Regions from separate parts of the Homo sapiens genome. Here region 1 is linked to region 2. The links are chromatin contacts, found by Hi-C or POLR2A ChIA-PET in ENCODE. All regions are on one chromosome and are shown on one strand. Each heading gives the region's core, a stretch centred on a gene start or an enhancer-like site at or near the end of the contact. The rest is flanking DNA. Distances are from core to core; before and after follow the strand shown. Region 1 holds the start of TTLL12 (tubulin tyrosine ligase like 12). Region 2 holds the start of TOM1 (target of myb1 membrane trafficking protein).

What was found. A loop is a pair of places that touch in the nucleus more often than their neighbours do. ChIA-PET counts read pairs that join two places held with the same protein, here RNA polymerase II (POLR2A). Pooled maps may share reads with other maps.
Region 1: a pooled map shows a loop between it and region 2 (6-fold over the local background). The contact joins the promoter of TTLL12 here to the promoter of TOM1 in region 2. A Hi-C loop is called at or near these places in 2 of 50 pooled maps. POLR2A ChIA-PET finds 5 or more read pairs at or near these places in 2 of 52 experiments (CD4-positive, alpha-beta T cell and activated B cell).

Annotation. Positions count from the first base shown.
Region 1 is chr22:43,185,647-43,191,160 of GRCh38, forward strand. It overlaps TTLL12 (tubulin tyrosine ligase like 12), which reads right to left and starts at 1,488. Exons shown (of 14, transcript NM_015140.4): 1 at 1,247-1,488. The coding sequence starts at 1,423. RefSeq lists enhancers at 139-643, 584-663, 674-733 and silencers at 1,114-1,333, 1,374-1,533, 1,782-1,901.
Region 2 is chr22:35,298,315-35,303,219 of GRCh38, forward strand. It overlaps TOM1 (target of myb1 membrane trafficking protein), which reads left to right and starts at 1,580. Exons shown (of 15, transcript NM_005488.3): 1 at 1,580-1,666. The coding sequence starts at 1,615. RefSeq lists enhancers at 1,155-1,677, 1,604-1,753, 1,678-2,200, 2,154-2,313, 2,724-3,245.

The DNA of each region.
Region 1 (5,514 bases), core at 238-2,737, 7.9 Mb after region 2:
TCCCATCCTTCCAATACTGTGGGAGCCAGATGGTGTCTCACCATCCCCTTCCCAGATGGAGAACAGGTCTCAGACGGGCGAGTGACCGCCCGAGGGAGGGCGTGCTGCCGTGGAGGCTGGCTGGGCAGGAGCTGGTCATTCCCACTGTGCTCCTTCCACGCAGCCCATGGGAACCTTTTTGTCCTCATGAACAAACCAAGGTCCCTTCCACCCAGCACAGGCCTGGGACCAGAGTGGTCCTCGGAAAGCATATGGCAGAAGTGAGGGGCAGAGGAAACTCTCTGTTACACTGTAGCATAAGGAGGTGCCACTCACTGCACGTTTCCAGCAGGAAGGTTCCTAGTCCAATCAGGATTACACAGAGAAAAACTGGCTCAGAGACCGTAGAGTCTGGCCAGCAGCCAGGCTCAGGGACTCCTAGTTCCCGGCCCGGGTCCCTGTTCTTGGCTCTGGGGTTTCCACTTCATCACCTGCGCCACTAGGCTCATCTCCGTCCGGGAGACAGCACCTGGAGGAGATGTCGGGTCCCAGCTAAAGAAAACACCCCCCCCCCCGCCAGCCCGGGAAGGTGCTGTGGCCTCAGCCTCTGGGCACGCAATAAAAATCCAGGGCTCATCCCCAGCCAGGACAGTGGGGAACGCTTTGGAGTGGAGGAGGCAGGTGAGCCGGATGGGCCGTCCTCACAAAAAGGGAGAGAACCTAGAGGCTTCTCAATCTTTTCCATTTTTCTTTAGATTTCTCCTCCACCTCTCACAGCCTGTTTTCTTTAACCTGCAAGATGAGGGGACCCCGAGGCTCAAATCAAATGAAAAAACACCGAATTCTGTGAACCCAACAGTTACAGCTACACAAATTCACGGGGTTCCCGTTGTCCCTGTGAGGCAGCGGCTGAAAGAATCCCTCTGAAGGGACTCTCGGAGCCGCAGTGTTCTCATCTGTGAAGTGGGGGTGATGAGTTTCACTCCTCGCAGGGCTGTGTCAGGCTCGGGTGTGTGGAGGACCTAAAGTTCCCAACGCAGCCCTCAGCCGGTCTCGGGCCCGGGCAGATCAGGGCCGCAGGTACCCCGGTCTCCTGCTGTCACTCTTCGGCCCCCAACTCCACGCCGCTCCAGAGCTGCCCAGGACGCGCTCTGGGTGGCTCACCGCGGCTCCCGCCGCCCGGGAGCGCTCTTCCCTGTCCCGCGCCGCGGGCTCCCGCCGCGCTCCCACCCCGGCCGCCGCACGTGCCCGCCGCCCTTCCCCGCACCTCGTGCTCCAGCTTGTGCAGGAGGCGGCCCCAGTAACGTTCGGGGACCCCCGAAGCGCGCAGCGCCGGGCCGTGCAGCGCCGCGAACTCGGCCAAGGCCTGCGCGCCCTCCTCCGGCGTCTGGCCCGGGCTGCTACGCTCCGCAGGCCGGCGCTCGGGACCCCGCTCGGCCTCCATGGCGCCAGCACCCGCGCCGACTCCAGCGCCGCCACCGCCGCCGCCGCCCGCCGTCCGTCGGCCCTGCCCTCCCGCCTCCGCCCCCTGCCCCGCCCCGCCCTCCTCCCAGCGCCCCCCCCCCCGCCCCGCCCTCCTCCCAGCCCCCCCCCGCCCCGCCCTCCTCCCAGCCCCCCCCCGCCCCGCCCTCCTCCCAGCCCCCCCCGCCTCCGCCCCCCGCCCCGCCCGCCTCCCAGCACCCCCGCCCCGTCCTCCTCCCAGCCCCCCGCCCACCGCCCCGTCCTCCCCCCAGCCCCCCGCCCCTGCCGCGCCCCCTGCCCCCGCCCCCTGCCCCCCTCCCCACCGCCCCGTCCTCCTCCCGGCCCCCCCGACCCCTCCCCTGCCCCGCCCTCTTCTCGCCCCCTCACCCCGTCCCGCCCCGCCCCCAGTCCGCCTCCAGCCCGGTTTGCCGCGGCCCCCGGGCAGGCCCTGCGCATCGGCGGGGTGCGTGCGAGAGCGCGCGAGCTTGCCAGGAGGGGGCGCGCGTCTGCGACCGCGCCTGTGGTTTGGCTGCCGCCGTGTGCGCACGCGCACCTGATGGTGGCTGAGCTTTTCTCGCTCAGCGCGCGGCGACCCCGGGGAATGCCGGGAGGGCGGGGTGCCTACGTATAGGGCGCTGTCAGGACCGGAAAAGGCCCCACCGACGGCCCGGAAGGTGTCCTGGGGCCCGAACCCGGTGAGGCGGCGCTTCTGTGCCTGCACCGGGCACACAGAGCTCGCAGGCCCCCTGCCTTGGGAGCTCTCGATTCTTGTGAGCGTTTCACCAGATTTGGATGCTGCAAAATCGTGGCCCTTCTCAATTACTTATATTTGGATTCGGAATGTCAGTTGATCCAATTAAGACCAAGTGTACCCGTCAGAGGAATTTACTCCTACATGTCGGGATGTTTCGAAGTGCAGTTGAGCTGGGCGTGGTGGCCGCGTCTGTAGTCCCAGTTACTCGGGAGGCTGAGGCGGGAGGATAGCTTGAGCCCAAGAATTCAAGTCCAGCCTCGGCAACATAGCCAGACTCCCTCTTTAAAAGAAAACAGTTCAGTTATAGAATTTCAAAAGACATTCTCTTTTGAACTCTCATTGAGTTTTATTGCTCCATAGGGATACATTTCAATGTCTTCCTTTTTGCAATTTTGTAAGAATTGTAATTTGCTAAAAAACAAAGGCTGAAAATTTTTTGGAGCTTCAGATGCTATTTTGATAACATTTTTGAACTGAGTTTGAATAAAATGCACCAATTCACGGACTTGTTCAATTCCATTGTAGGAAGCAGGTGGGTCTGCAAAGGCAAAAATTTCCAAACTCAAGTTGGTGAGGGCTGCAGAGAAAAACATTTTATTTATTTATTTATTTTGGGATGGAGTTTTGCTCTTGTTGCCCAGGCTGGAGTGCAATGGTGCAGTCTCGGTTCACTGCAACCTCTGCCTCCCGGGTTCAAGTGATTCTCCTGCCTCAGCCTCCCAAGTAGCTGGGGCTACAGGTGTGTGCCACCACGCCTGGCTAATTTTTTGTATTCAGTAGAGACAGGGTTTCACCATGGCCAGAGGAAAACCCTGATTCCTCGGTTTTTGTTGTGGAAGCCAAGGCTGAGATTGTACCATTGCACTCCAACCTGGTCAACATAGCGAGACTCCATCTCAAAATAAATAATATAGTAAAACAGCATCACAATGCTAGGATGGGGCATGCTGGCTCACACCTGTAATTCCAGCACTTTGGGAGGCCAAGACAGGAGGATCACTTGAAATAAGGAGTTTGAGACCAGGCTGGGCAACAAAGCAAGACCTCGACCCTACAAAAAGAAATTTTTAATTAGCCAGGTATAGTGGTACACACCTAGTGCACCTCCCGCTTCCACAACCCTTCCATCGGTCCCGCTGGGGAAGACAGACTGAGTCTCAGTTGTGTCAGGTACTGGTCAGATTATGTGAACATTCCTGACCCAGCCCCTTTGACCAGGAGAATGTGAGGCTCTGACAGGGCAGTCCTCTTTCACATGCTCCTCCCCAAATGTAAACCCAGTTGTATCAGATCCCTACTTGGAACCCTTTGTGGTTCAACTCTTCACCTGAGCTCCAAGGCTCTGTGTGAGCTGGCACTGCCAACTTTTCCAGCCTCTTTTCATTACACTCTTCCCCTCACACTGTGAGTCCCTGTATCTCTGGTTGTCTTCAGCTCCTGGAAAGCATTGTGCTCTGTTTTCTGCCAGAAAGCCTTTCTCCCCATGCTCACTTTGTAAATCCTGACTCATTCTTCTCAGCTGAAATGTTGTCTTCTAAAGAGGCACTGAAGAATGTGTATTTAATCAACATAAAATTACTGCTCTGCTCCCATTACTGCCACCAACCCCCTCCCCCTCCAGACAATTGAAAAAAAGGAGAGAGAGAAACAGGGAAAAAAAAAAGAGTTTAAAAGTCCCTTCCATAGCCGGGCACAGTGGCTCATGCCTGTAATCCTAGCACTTTGGGAGGCCAAGGCGGGTGGATCACCTGAGATCAGGAGTTCGAAACCAGGTTGACCAACATGGTGAAACCCCATCTCTACTAAAAATACAAAATTTAGCCGAGCATGGTGGTGGGCACCTACAATCCCAGCTACTCAGGAGGCTGAGGCAGGAGAATTGCTTGAACCCAGGGGTGGGGGTATGGAGGTTGCAGTGAGCCAAGATCGCATCAACTCACTCCAGCCTGGGGGAAACTCCGTCTAAAAATAAAAAAGGCCCTTCCATCCTGAAAATCCAAGCCCAGGTTGACCTTTGGTCCCTGATAGCTTTTTGTTCTGAGAGCTTTGCCAAGGGTACTCATACAAAATGGGTTTTTCATACAACATGGAGCCTAAACCCAATACAATGACTTTGTGAAAGTTGATCATAAGAATTGGGTCACCAGGCGTGGTTGCTCACCCCTGTAATCTCAGCACTTTGGGAGGCCGAGGTGGGTAGATCACTAGGTCAGGAGTTCAAGACCAGCCTGGCCAAGATGGTGAAACCCCCGTCTCTGCTAAAACTACAAAAATTAGCCTTGGTGCGGTGCCTGTAACCCCAGCTACTTGGAAGGCTGAGGCAGGAGAATTGCTTGATCCCTGGTGGCAGAGGTTTCAGTGAGCCGAGATCGTACCACTGCACTCCAGCCTGGGCCACAGAGTGAGACTCCAACTCACAAAAAAAAAAAAAAAAAAAAAAAATTGGGTCATTCTTGTCATAATTAAAACAGAGTTGAGAAGCCAAGAGGGAAAAAGCATTTGGGGTGCAAGGCATTGTTCCCAAAATGTAATTCTCTGTAAGCCCGACTGCTGAAACTGCTTGTGGTAACCTAAAACCATTTATTGATAACTTCTGAGATAACTGACTGCAACTCTAGGACTAATAAGGCTCACCAAGCTGAGCTTACTAACTCCCCAAACCCTTACAAGTACCAGTGAACTTTCTCAAAGAGCAATATGTAACATTTCTTCTTCTTTTTTTTCTTTTTGAGGAAGGGTCTCACTTTGTTGCCCAGGCTAGAGTGCAGTGGCCAGTGACGCAATCATAGCTCACTGCAGCCTTGAACTCCTGGGCTCAAGCAATCCTCCCACCTCAGCCTCCTGAGTAGCTAGGACTACAAGCATGTGCCACTATGCCTGGCTAATTTTTAAGTTTTCTGTGGAGACAGGGGTCTCATTGTGTTGCTTAGGCTGGTCTCAAACTCCTGGCCTCAAGTGATCCTTCTGCCTTAGCCCAGAGCACTGGGATTGTAGGCATGAGCAACTGTGCCTGGCCCATTTCTCTGTTTTAAATAAAACTTCTAACCTTCTCTTTGTTCTTCGGACAAAGCAAAGACCACCTGGTCTGTAGGTGCACCCTGAATGGCAGTTCCTTCTTCACAAATAAAACATTACATTTAGGCCAGGCATGGTAGTTCATGCCTGTAATCCCAACACTTTGGGAGGTCAAGGTGGGCAGATTGGTTGAGCCCAGGAGTTTGAGATCAGCCTGAGCAACACAGTGAAACCCCATCTGTACAAAAAATACAAAAATTAGCCAGGTATGGTCGTGGGTGCCTGTAGTCCCAGATATTCGGGAG
Region 2 (4,905 bases), core at 330-2,829:
CAGGTCTCATGAGTGTTGTGGAAACACTTCAAAGCAGTTTTTATATTGTACAGTAAAGACATCGGACCCCATGGCTGCTCAAACAAGTGAATCTACAGAGGTGATTAAGTTCTAATTTAGGTTTGTTTTTTTTTTTAAGACACAGCCTTACTCTGTCACCCAGGCTGGAGTGCAGTGGCACGATCTCAGCTCACTGCAATCTCTGCCCCCCTGGGTCCAAGCAATTCTCATGCCTCAGCCTCCCAAGTAGCTGGGACTACAGGCGTGTACCACCACACCTGGCTAATTTTTGTATTTTTAGTAGAGACGGCATTTTACCATGTTGGCTAGGCTTGTTTTGAATGCCTGACCTCAGGTGATCCACCTGCCTCAGCCTCCCAAAATGTTGGGATTACAGGCGTGAGCCACCACACCTTGCTTAATTTAGGTTTTCTGTCATCCAAAATTTGTGCAGTCAATTTACTAGCCTTTCAGATTTAAAAACCACAAACATCACAATAAGTACTTAAGCACCCACAGTAGCCAGACTACTAAGGCCATGGTTATTGTATTTTTGGAGTACATGCCAGAAGAAAAGGTCATAACCCATAGATAGGTATCTAGTGTGTAGGTGTCAGCAGACACACCACACACAGCCAGGAAGGCTGAAGAGATTAGAATCACAACGCTGGGAAAGGCCTTTGAGATTCTTAGCTTGGGGTCCACGGTTGTACTTCAGGGACCCCAGAAACTCCCTGAGGTTATAAGCAAAATTGTATCGCTGCCTTTTTTCTTCAGAAAGGCTCATGGCTTTTGTCAAATTCTCAAAGGAGACTGTGACCTAAATAAAATATTTTTTAAAAATGGTTACGAGTCCTTGATCTAATTCCAGTATCTAGAGAAAATGGGAGCTATGTTTGGCTCACACAGTAAATTTATGGCAGAGACGGGTATTAAAGCCCCACTCGTGACTACATCTGTGCTTTTTGCCATCCTGGGCGCTAGAGGGAATTGCGCTGCAATTCATTAAATTGCCTCTCAGTCTCAACAGATGACAAACCCCTTGCCCTTGCCTCTGATTTAAGGTAAGATAATTTGGGCTGCGAGCAGGGTGCATCTTGGAGCGGGGAGACCTTGACATCAAACAGGAAGAGTCTTACCGGGACAAGGAGACAACAGCCCAGAGAGGCTGTCACCCAGGGTAGGTGTGCAGTCACAGTGAGGTCCCAAGGACTAAGGGCTATGACCCTAAGAGTCTCGGCTTCTGTGTAACTCACCCAAGTCACTTCCCTGGTCTACGACCCAGTTTCCCAAATGTGTAAAGGGTCCTTTAGACCTCGCCCTAAAAGGTCAGGGGCGTGGCTTAAAGAGGACCGCGCTTCCCGGGCCCCGACCCCAGACCCTACATCGTGTGTGACGCCCGCCGCCGCCGAGCAAGCCGCAGTGAGGTCATCGCCCTCCGCCTCGGGGGCGGGACCCTGGCGTCTCAGGGCGGGGCTTGTGGTCGAGCTTCGCGGTGCCACCGCCCCGCCCACGCCTCCTCGCCGGCCTCCGAGTGCGTCACGTGACGGGTCGGTGGCGCTGGCGGTTGCTGTCAGCTGATTCCCGGGGTTGGTGGCAGCGGCGGTAGCAGCAATGGACTTTCTCCTGGGGAACCCGTTCAGCTCTCCAGTGGGACAGCGCATCGGTGAGTCCCTGGAGCCCCCCACAGCTCCGCCCCGGTGCTCCGCACCCAGCTTCGGTCCCCTGGGAAGCCTCCGGGTGCCTAGTCACGGAGGCAGGGAGGGCAAGGAGGCTGGCGTGTAGCTCTCCGACCTGGCTCCGCCCAGCTTTCCTCCCACTCTTGATTGACAAGAACTTGGGCCATTAGGAAGCCTTGGCTTGTGATAGATGTATATGACAGCCAGTAGGTAAGGAGAGAGGGTGGGTCCGGATGCCCACGGCGCAGCCAATGTGCGTCTGCTGGGGTCCCCAATCGAGGGAGAAAGTTTTCGTGGTTAAAGGGACTGCGTGGTTGGCAGTGGCTGGGCCACTCTGCTGGGTCCCGCCGCCTGGGCTCTGGCCAGCTCCTTCCTGGCTCACCGGGCCCTCCGGACACAGACACCTGAGAAGGGCTAGAAGTCCCTTCTCCCAGGACCGCGAAGCCCCGGGCTTGGCGTCTTGGGGCCAACTGGCCAGAGGGGCCCAGCGCCGGACAGCCCGCGGCCAGGCCTCACAGACCCGGGTCTCAGGACGTGTCCGCCTGGGCTCTTTTCTCGACCCAACCTCAAATGGACCCGCACAGACTCTCAGAACCTGAGCAGACAGTGGTCGGACAAACCCTCCTGGTCAGCCCATCTCGGTGCTCCGTAGGTGGGGCAGCCGGGAACTCGGGCCAAGCCAAGCCCAGGGCACCTGGCGCCTGTCTGCTGGTCCGTGGTTCTCTGCACCCTGGTGACAGGATACTCACAGTTCTGTGACGCAGCCTCCCTGGGCCGAGGTTTCCTCACCTGTAGTTGGCGGGCAATAATGGTCCCCACCTCCGTGGGCTTGTTGTGAAGATTAAATTCCTTAATAAATGTGAAATACTTAGAACAATGCCTGGTACATGGCCAGTGCCATATAAAAAAAAACAGTTGTAATATTTATTATCACTGGGCTGGGCACGGTGGCTCCCGCCTGTAATCCCAGCACTTTGGGAGGCCAAGGCGGGCAGATCGCTTGAGCCCAGGAGTTCGAGACCAGCCTGGGCAACATGGCGAGACCCCGTCTCTACAAAAAAAAAAAAAAAAAAAAATACAGAAATTAGCCGGGCGTGGTGGTGCGTGCCTGTGCACCCAGCCACTCGGTAGGCAGAGCTGGGAGGATTTATTGGATCTGGGAGGTCAGGGCTGCAGTGAGCCCTGATGGCGCCACTGTACTCCAGCCTGGACGACGCAGGGAGAGCCCATCTCTTGAAACACATACACATACACACACACACACGCACACATATATATAAAAATATACACATACAAACATACATATACATACACATACATATATATTATATGTATTTACACACACACGTTGTTCCTGAGATCACCAAGTGAAGGTTAGGAATCCCTGGAAATCGCTTGGCAGTAGATCTCATAGGTGCTCATTCTTGGGCACCAACACCATGAGAACCGACATGCCTTCACCCAAACAGCCACACTTCTCCGGAGGATGGTTTGGGTGTTCCGCATTCTTGCATGAAGAAACCATCGCATTACCGTGAAATTACTCTTCATCTTTTTTGATGACGACTTTTCGTCTTAAGTCCAGACTGGGAAAACTTTAAGATGAGACATATTTTCCATTCTTAGTGTCTTGCGAAACCTCACGAAAGCTTGTCGACCCGGCTCTGTGTTGTAATCGCCACCGTGGCTGTCGGTGGCTCTTCCGAGGTTTTGTAATCAATGCTCTCCAAGGGGGAGGTGGCAGTCCAGGATTTACACACCAGGAAGCTCCTGAACCAGGGAGAGGAACTGCCCTCTCAAAGGACCCCTGCCCTCCCCGGACACACACCCACCCCACAGTGAGTCATGGTTTTTTGGAGCTGAAAAGAGAAGGCAGCTCTCCTCTCATCTATATTTCTCTGACTACAGAAACCACTGCTTTTATCACATGCCAAGTTTAAGACTTACTACTTAAAAATAAACAAGTAAATAAAAGACCTGGCTTCAAAGTCAGCCACATACTCTTAAGGCTTTCTGGAAAAGCTCACCTGGGTTCTGGATTTCAGCTAATCAAAGCAAACTTCTCTTCTTACCTTGAAGCGTTGCCTTTCTTGGGCAAGAAATACTTCTGTGCAAAGAGAATGCTACTAAATCATAATACCTTAAAGCACAAATGGAATTTTGCAGGTAAAAGAGCCTTACCTTGGGGATCTTCTAACCCAGTGGTTCTCATCAGAATTCCTAGGAGGGCTTGTTAAATAATGTCGGGGCCCCAACCCCAGAGTTTCTGACTCTCCAGGTCTGCGGTGGGACTCTAGAATGTGAATTTCTTTTTTTTTCTTTTTCTTTTTCTTTTTCTTTTTTTTTTTTTTTTTTTTTTGAGACTGCGTTTCGCTCTTGTTGCCCAGGCTGGGGTGCAATGGCACCATCTTGGCTCACTGCAACTTCCGCCTCCCGGGTTCAAGCGATTCTCCTGCCTCAGCCTCCCAAGGTAGCCGGGATTACAGGCACGCTCCGCCACACCCGACTAATTTTGTATTTTTAATAGAGATGGGGTTTCTCCATGTTGGCCAGGCTGGTCTCAAACCTGAACAGGTGACCCACCCACCTCAGCCTCCCAAAGTACTGGGATTACAGGCATGACCACCGTGTCCGGCCTAGAATGTGAATTTCTGTTGAGTTCCCGGGTAATGCTAATGCTGTTCCAGCCCATCCCCTTCATTTTACACTGGCGGAGACTAAGGTCCAGAGAGGGGAAAGTGGAGGCTGTGACTCATCCAAGACCCCAGTAAATTGACAGCAAAACTGAGTCATTGAAATTTAAACCAAAGCTGAAGAGGCTCCAAAAGTAGAATTAAGAGTTTGAGTTAATCCCCTCAGTATTCCATATTCTTTTAGATAAAGAGGCGGAGGAAGTACTGCTCCCTGGCTGTGATTACTGATGACACAGTATAGCTGCTTATAATTCTGTAAACCAGGCCCCTCCTTGCTGCAGGAGTACCATCTCTTCTCAAGCCTGCCGACTCCCATGCCCTTGTTGATAGTAGAGCTGTAGAGCCATATGGAATTGACATCCCTCAGATGGTGATTCTAATGATGCTAATCAGGAATGAGTGTCAGTCACTGGAATCACAAAGTTCTCATCCACCTCCCCTCCCAACACACACACACACACACCCCTTTGTGCTTGCTGGTCCCTCTGCCTGGGTTGCTTGCTCCTGTGCCCCCACTGAGGAGCTCCAGATCA